Linked DNA regions of Homo sapiens: region 1 is linked to region 2. Evidence: read pairs that join two places in POLR2A ChIA-PET (ENCODE). Cell type or tissue: CD4-positive, alpha-beta T cell. All regions are shown on one strand. Each heading gives the region's core, and the rest is flanking DNA. Links, peaks and the distances in the headings are about the cores only.

Evidence for each region. Peaks named below come from ENCODE experiments on the same cell type or tissue, not always from the same donor. Only the 100,000 strongest peaks of a DNase experiment are listed, where the experiment ranks them.
Region 1: POLR2A ChIA-PET joins it to region 2 with 5 read pairs; 1 of 35 experiments calls an interaction of 5 or more read pairs at or near these places.

What each region holds. Positions count from the first base shown.
Region 1 is chr3:67,787,826-67,792,232 of GRCh38, forward strand. The region is part of intron 3 of SUCLG2-DT (SUCLG2 divergent transcript); the gene reads left to right. Among named protein-coding and RNA genes, the nearest start is that of SUCLG2-DT, 140 kb to the left of the region's middle. In CD4-positive, alpha-beta T cell, for the core only: a CTCF peak has its summit at 2,446; a DNase peak (open chromatin) is centred at 2,416.
Region 2 is chr3:67,737,063-67,741,469 of GRCh38, forward strand. The region is part of intron 3 of SUCLG2-DT (SUCLG2 divergent transcript); the gene reads left to right. Among named protein-coding and RNA genes, the nearest start is that of SUCLG2-DT, 85 kb to the left of the region's middle. In CD4-positive, alpha-beta T cell, for the core only: no CTCF peak of the experiment used is centred there; no DNase peak of the experiment used is centred there; H3K4me3 peaks cover 523 bases; H3K27ac peaks cover 2,676 bases.

The sequences.
Region 1 (4,407 bases), core at 222-4,221, 51 kb after region 2:
ACATGAAATGAAAGAATAATTCCGAGTCATATGACAGGGGGAATGTGAAGGAGGCTAAAAATGGGAAAGAATTAAGATAAGATTCTTAAGTTGAATTTATGTGGCATAAATGAAATACAGGATGGCGAAGGGTACTCCACTGTTTTATTGCCACTTCTTGCAGAAGGCCTGTGTAATTCATTTAATGCTTCCCTTTTTGTGACTTATGCTGTCATCCCAGATTCACAATAATGTAAGTTTACAGCACTCCATATCGACATATATTCTCTCTCCACTGTGTTTGCAAACTTCTCTACTCCTGCTGCGTTCCTAGGGGAGAGGGTTAATTCCCAAAAGGCACCACATCAGGAGATGTTATAAGTGGAATTGTTCCAGATAAGCAATGTCAGTCATGCAGTCATCCTGATGTGCAAGTCGAACCTCTTCATGGACATGATACTGGTGGTGTCCAGGAAACTAGGGTGTGGCTAAGACTGGAACAGCATAGGTCAAACTTTGCAAAATTAACTGTGTTCATTTTCATTAAAGTGTCTTCCTTATATCCTATTCTAATCAGAAAAATAAACATTTTATTGATTATGGATAAAATTTAGTGAGTGCTGTAACTTGATCCTATTTAATCCTTCCTAAACCCTATCAGTTAGTGATATGGTTTGGCTTTTTGTTCCTGTCCAAATCTTATCTAAAATTGTAATCCCCAAGTGTTGAGGGAGGTGCTGGGTGGGAGGTGATTGGATTATAGGGGCGGTTTCCCCCATGCTGTTCTCATGATAGTGTGTGAGTTCTCTTGAGATCTGATGCTTTAGAAGTGTTTGGCAGTTACCCCTTTTTCTCGCTCGCTCTCTCTCTCCTGCCGCATTGTGAAGAAGGTACTTGCTCCTCCTTCACCTATCTGCCGTGATTGTAAGTTTCCTGAGGCCTCCCCAGCCATGCGGAACCATGAGTCAATTAAACCTCTTTTGTTTATATATTACCCAGTCTCAGGTACTATCTTTGTAGCAATGTGAAAACAGATGAATACAGTTGACTACCATTATTTTCTCCAGTTTGCATTTTGGAAAATTGAAACTTAAGGAGCATAAGTAGTTAGTCTAAGATTGCATAGCTGAGTGTCATGGTCTAGTTTAAATCAAAGGTTGCCTAATACCGATGTTTTTATCATGCTAATCACCATACAGCATAGCCTTCTGTACAGAAACTGTGGTTGACATCTTCCCATTTACCTGGCTGATTTAACAGTCCCTCCTAACAGCTGTCTGCCTGGGGAGCTGTGTCAACCCTATAGAGCAAACATTGGGAATTTAGTTTATAACTTGAACAAAATATCTACATGTCAGGGAGAGTCCCAGAGAAATAAGACACTGGTTTATTCCCCTTACCCTCCTTTTTCCAGTCTTTTATTCTGGTCTTAAAACTGCTTAGTTGTAACTAATAAATGTTACTGGGTGAATAAATGTTCACCCAAAATACTGTTTTTGACATAAATAATGTAATGTCCAAACAATGCAGAAGCTGCCTTAAATAAAACATGTGAATGCTGGGTCTTTCTTGTAATAATTTGAAAAATATCAATAATGTTGTCAGTTTAACAACAAAACATGCTATCTGCCCTTTTCGTCTTCCTGGCTATATTAGAAAAAGAAAAATGTGCCCCTTCATCACATAAAAAGTATACTTCTCATCACAATTGTCTTAAGAGTTGTTCTAGAAACCTACATTTAATTTTAAAATGAGCAAATGCAAATGAATGGATTAGTAAACAAGAATGTTTGCTGGCTTTAGAATTAAATAACATGAACTTGAATCTCAGCTGGGAGGCTTTGGGCAACACCCTTACCTTCTTTGAACCTCTGTTTTTTCATGTAAAGTGGAGATAATTATACCTACTACAGAATGTTGCTGTGAGGATTAAATGAGATAATGAATGGGTATCAATTTGTTAACCAATGTAAATTTCATAGTGGTGCAAGCAGGAAAGAGCTTTATTTTGTTTTTCCCCCCAACACGATCTTTAATTTCTTGCTCCTTAAAGCTATCTAATTGGAGCCCATGGCTGTTGGGAACCTTCAGTGATAACAATCATTTCATTTGGATAGTTGTCTTAATTTGGATTTCCCCTGAAATGATCTTGAGAGAAGAATATGGGTGCAGTTAGTCTATCTGGAAAGTGGGTGCAGGTAGTACAAGTGAAGAAAAGAGGAAAAGAGGAAAAAATAAAAACCAACAAAAGCTTTAGAGCAGGTCATTACTATGGGTAACTGGGGCTCCATCTCTCTGAAATACCACGTGGAAGATACCTTGGAACATTCTCTTTGGAAGAAGGGGATGTAGGAGTGCTGTTGGTTCCCCAAGTGGATCCTCTTGTCTGCTCTATTGCACACATCCCCCATTACCCTGAGCATTGAATGGCTCACTGCTGCCCCCTGCTCCTTCTCCTGAGAATTGTTTTTAGTTTAGCCCACTCTCACTCCAGTTGCCAAGAGCGGATGAATGACAGAGACACATAAGGCCAGCCCTTTGCCTCAATAGGAGATGATTCTGATGGGTAATTTAAGCTACAGAGCCCTTTTCTACCCATGAATCTGGCTAGATGGACCTGTGATCTCACACTAGCTTGGCTCTTTTTTCTTCCCTCTTCTGTTTTATTCCCTCCTTTTACTGGTTTCTCCTGAGGCATCTCTATCACTAAAACTCATGCATGTGAATTTCTGTCTCAATCTGTGCTTCTAGGGAACTTGACATAAGTCAGGGCAATTATTTAATTATGCTCATCTCCCACTGCTTGAGGATTTGGAGGCACTGACTAGCTGCTGCCTTTGTGGTTCACACCACAGCTTATTTCTGTTGCGGGCTCATTGCTCCCTTCATGGAGTGATATTGGGTGTGGCCCCATCAGGTTGGTCTGAGACAGGTGAAGATTCTTGGTATACAGGAGACTTGTCATGCTTGCTGTGTAGACAGTCTCCACTGTTGCCCTCTCCTCTCCCTGTTATTGGTGTTGTCTGCAGCCAGTTTACCATCTTCAGATGGTAAACTCAGAAAACCTCAGAAAGGAAGTAAATAGCAGCTTCTTGTTTTGCTTATGCTCCCATAGTTAAGGAATACATGTAAACCTCCTTCAAGAATTCTGCCACCGAGTTCTGTCTTGGGGAATGGGGATAGGTTGGGGAACACTAACATGTTTTTCTGTCCACCCGCAAGCAGGCTGCCAGGGAATGAAACCTTAATCTACCCATCTGATAATCAGCCTTCGTTCACTTCATGGAAATGCCCTAACTTGGTTTGTGCAATAGCCACTCAGCCAACAATTTCCTGATTCAACAATCTCTCTTAACTCTAGTCTTCTGCCTATATGAGCTGGATGAGATGATGGGGGTGTGGGTAAAATGACCAATTTGGCCACCTTCTTTTTTAAATATGAGGTTTTCTATAGTCTCTTGGGACTTTGGGACTTTAGTTGGTTTCCAGAAGGAACAGAAAGCATTTTAATATTATTTTATAGATGTAAATTAAAACTTAGATGCTCACCAAGTGGTAGCTCTTAGTTTAATTACAAAATTAGTCTCTGGAATGTTTGAAAAGTCATTGTTTCTTAGTGTTTTCTTTAATAAGGTGACTTAGCATATTTAATAAAAAAGACCACAGGCCTGAGAAGTAGGAGACCTGGGTCATCATGCTTTTAGCTCTGTGACATTTTTAAATAATTTCACCTTCCAACAGCCAATACGTAGGATAATAAAAGTTGTTTAACATATCCCACAGGTTGTTGTAAGTCTGAAATGAAGGAAAACACCCAAAACATATTTGAAAGCAAAAGATAATGAAATGTCAGTTAATAATTAATAAAGTAACTCAATGTTAAGGGAGCCTATCAAAAGGCAATTTCTCCTTTCCTTCAGAGACGCTCACACCGATCCAACAAGCCGCCGTGACTGAGACCTGACTCGTTTTTGGCAAACAGATGCCACTCTAAATGATGACAAAGTGATAAACCTATGTAAATATTTCATATGGAAGCAAAGTCAATATGGACAAATGTGAAAGACATGATTCCAAGACTGGAATGCCAGGCTATGCATAGACACAGCAAAAAACAATGTGGATATTGGAGTAGATCATAAGCTGAAAACAAACCCCATGCTGTTATTTAAAAGCTTACCAGAAACCCCTAAAAGGCATGGGCCAGGCATAATTTTGTCATTCTTCCCTAACCTCATCATGTCATATGCTGTCAATTGGGTGAGGCACAGTGTAGAAAAAAGTGTCCTGTGTTCTAATTCCTGCTCCTCCTGACCTTGGATTTGATGCTTCCTTCTCCTTGTTCTTTGATGGTCAAGGTGTCATGGTAATGTGTATCTCTGTTCAAAGAATAGTTATAGATGATATGAGATAGTGTATGTGAAAGTG
Region 2 (4,407 bases), core at 144-4,143:
TAATCTCCTCTCCACTCCAGCACTTGAAATATAGGTGAAAAAATCATTTCCATCAACATCTAGCCTGTGTTTCATAATGTCCTTGCTGGGCAGTATTTCTCTCTTAAGATGCTATGCATCTACTAACGTGAGAAGTATGGCCAGTCAAAAGGAGCCTGCTATTCTCCTGGATTGGTTGCATCCTACTCCCACCCCTCTCCTCAGCATTTCCAACCCACATTTCAGCTGCCTCTCTGGGAGTCATACAATCACAGTGAATCTCTTCCTGATTATAATAATGGCCTTCAGCCTCCTCCATTATGCTGGAGCTGAAGAGATGATGTCAGTGACATATTCCTGTAGGAAGAACTCAGTGACTGCTTAATTTTCCATGTAGGTTTTTAATGCTTTGTATTTTGTTAAAATCCAGATCACAATCTTCCACTAAGCAAGTGGTCCAATCTGATTAATATAGTACATTCTCCTTTGTTGCCAAACATTGCCAAGGGCAAGGTAATACTTAGGGAACCACCCCCTCCTCCAAACATACACACATATAAATGAAAAATAAGTAGATCTGTACAATCATTATTGAGCTAAAATAGCACTTAGAAATGTATTTTTATTGTGAAAAATGGCCAAATAAGAGTTGCTGACTATTTGTAGCCCTGTAATGTAAGTCAGATAAATTGGTGCCCAGAAGTCTGACATTTCAAAAGCCCAGGAATATGTCGCATTTTTTCTGGTATGCCATTTTTGTAATTCTCCCAGCTATTTTCCTTTAGCAAGAAGCAATTCTTCTGTGCCCAAGCAGCTCAATTAGAGCATTGTAAAAGTTGTCATAATGACTTTAACATAAGTGCCCCTGAGCAATAGGGATAATTTTGGAGGGGAGCAAGTTCCGCTGTTACTTTCCTGGTATGGAAAATGGTAATAGCTTGCTTGGAGAAGAAATGCACCATCTGTAACTTAACTCAGTTAACCTGCTCGGAGAACTAAAAACACACTATCTCACCTGAAGTGGTTTTCCTGTTTTGGTCTTTTCAACATCTTTGTACCTTCTGTAGCCAACAGCACTCTCCTTTTCCTCTCAGTGCACATATATTAGGTGACTCCACCTCTGTGGTGGTTTATAACAGTACTCCCCAGCCTTTTGGGCACCAGGCACCGGTTCCATGGAAAGCACTTTTTCCACAGATGGGCTGGGGGTGGGGGATGGTTTTGGAATGAAACTGTTCCATCTCAGATCATCAAATATTAGATTATTATAAGAAATGTGCAACCTAGATCCCTTGCATGTGCAGTTCACAATAGGGTTCATGCTCGTATGAGAATCTAATGCCCTGCTGATCTGACAGGAGGTAGAGCTCAGGCGGTAATGCTCACTTGCCTCCTGCTGTGTGGCCCAGCTCCTAACAGGCCACGGATTGGTACTGGTCCATGGCCTGGGGGTTAGGGACCCCTGGTTTAGAATATACCTACAAATTCTCCCCTTGAATATCAACTGGCCTCCGTGATTTACTTCTAATAAATAGAATGCAGCAGAAATTACACTGTCTGACATTTGAGCACAGGTCAGCGGTCAGCGCATTTTTTCTGCAAATGCTCACATTGTAAATATTTTCAGCTTCACAGGCCATACCCACATGGCCTCTGTCACAACTCCATAGCTCTGCTATTGTAGCATGTAGCAGCCATAGATAATATACAGACAACCTTGGCTATTTTCTGATGAAAATTTATTTCACCTTGAAGCCACCATGCTAGAGAGGTTATGAGGAAAGAATACATAGAGATAGAAAGAGATGCTCATGAAGCCCCAGCGTCCAAGCCATCTTCCCTTGCAGGTATGTGAGGAGGAGGCCTTCAAGATGAGTCCAGCTTAGCCACCATCTGGATGCAACTACACTGTGAGACCCCCAGTGAGAACAGATTAGCTGGTGCAGTCAACTCCCAGAACTGTGACAGATGATGATAATGACAATAATGATATAATGGCTTTGGGATGGGCACATGATCTAGACCTCACTTATCCGTATATTTTAACTCCCTGCCAATATTACTTTGTAGAGGAAGGGACACGTGCCTCAGTTTGATCCAATGAGATGCAGTTCCTTGATCTTGAGGAAGAGTGGAGGAACTCTCCTTTTGCTATGTTTCTAACCAGACAACCTGAGGCTGCTCGTGGACATTTTGATACCACATGGGAAGAGCCTGTCCAAGATAATAACCAACAAAGAAGAAACCAGGGCAGATAAGCAGAGAGCTAGAGAGACAGATTCTGAAGGCATCGTTTGGGTATCATTACAGAGTTGTTCCTGAACACTAACCATGTGTATTTCAGTTATAGGAGCCAATTGTTTAAACTTTTCATTATAGTAAGATATATATTCATAAATCATAAGTGTATAGGTTGATGATTTTAACAAACTGACCACAGCCATGTAGCCAGGACCCAGGTTAAGAGACCAAAGTTTGCCACTCTTCCAACTGCCTATCTCTTGCCTCTTTTCAGCTTTTCTCCAAAGATAACCACTAGCTTTGACAGCATATATTAGTTGTTTTACTTTTTGTGCTTTGTTCCAATGTAATCATACAGTATGCACTCTTTTGCATCTGACTTGTTATTTTCTCCCTTTTATTTTTGGTTGACACATAATAGTTGTACATATTTATGGGATACAGAGTAATATTTTAATACATGTATACAATGTGTAATGATCAAATCAGAGTAATTAGAATATCCATCACCTTAAATGTTTATCATTTCTTTGTATTGTGAACATTCAAAATCCTCTCTTCTAGCTTTGTGAAAATATATGATAAATTATTGTTAACTGTATTTGCCCTATAGTGCCATAGAACATGAGAACTTATTCCTCTTATTATCTAGCTATCTAGCTGTAATTTTGTATCTTGAACCAACCTCTCCCTATCCTTCCCTGCCTCCTACTCATCCCAGCCTCTATAACCACAATTTTCCTCTGTTCAGTTGTTCAACTCCCACATGTGTGTGAGAACACATAGTATTTATTTTTCTTTGATGACTTATTTCACTTAACATAATACCTTCCAGACTTTTTCATGTTGCCACAAATGACAGGATTTTATTCTTTTTAATGGTTGGATAGCTTCTATTGTGTATATATACCATATTTTCTTTATCTATTCATCTGGTGATGAACATTTAGGTTGATCCCATATCTTGGCTATGTGAATAGTGTTGCAATAAACATGGGGGGCAGATATATGCTTGTAAAAGAATTGCCTTTTCTCTGCATCCTCTTCTGCATTTGTTATTTTTTGTCTTTTTGATAATAACCATTCTGATGGGAGTGAGGTGATATCTCACTGTAGTTTGGATTTACATTTTCCTAATGATTGGTGATATTGAGCATTTTTTTCATATACTTCTTGGCCATTTGTATATCTTCTTTTGAGAAGTGTTTTTTCAGATCCTTTGCCCACTTTTAAGTCAGATCTTTTTTTGTATGAATTGTTTGAGTTCCTTGTATATTCTGGATATTAGTTCCTTTTCAGATTAATAGTTTGCAAATATTTTTTCTCGTTCAACACATTGTCTCTCTCTCATGTTGATTGTTTCCTTTGGTGTACAGAAGCTTTTTAGTTTGATATAGTGCCATTTGTCTTTTTTTGTTTCTGTTGCTTGTGCTTTTGAAATCTTAGTCATAAGTTTTTTGCCTAGACCAATGTCCTCAAGTGTTTCCCCTATGTTTTCTTCTAGTGATTTTATAGTTTCAGGTCTTATATTTAAGTCTTCAATTCATTTTGAGTTTATTTTTGTATATGGTGACAGACAGGGATCATTTCATTCTTCTACATATGGATATCCAGTTTTTCTACCATCTCTTTTTGAAGAGGTTGTGCTTTCCTCAATATGTATTCTTGGTGCCTTTGTCAAAAATTAGTTGGCTGTAAACATATGGATTTAATGCTAGGTTCTCTGTTACTTTCCACTGGTCTGTGTGTCTGTTTTTATACCAATACTATGCTGTTTTGTTTGCTGTAGCTTTGTAGTACATTTTGAAGTCAGGTGGTGTGGTACTTTCAGCTTTGTTCTTTTTGCTCAGCATAGCTTTGGCTACTCAAGGTCTTTTATGGTTTCATACAAATTTTGGAACAGTTTTTAAAAGTTCCTGTAAAGAAGGTCATTGATATTTTGATAGGAATTGCATTGAATCTGTAGATTGTTTTGGGTGTATAATCATTTTAACAATGTTAATTTTTTTGTTCTATGAGCCTGATATGTCTTTCCATTTGTTGTTGTTGTTGTGTTGCCTCTTCAATTTCTTTTATCAGCATTTCGTGGTTTTCATTATAGAGATCTTTCACCTTCTTGGTTAAATTTATATCTAGGTATTTTACATATTTTTTGTAGCTATGGAATTGCAGTTTGATTTCTTTTTC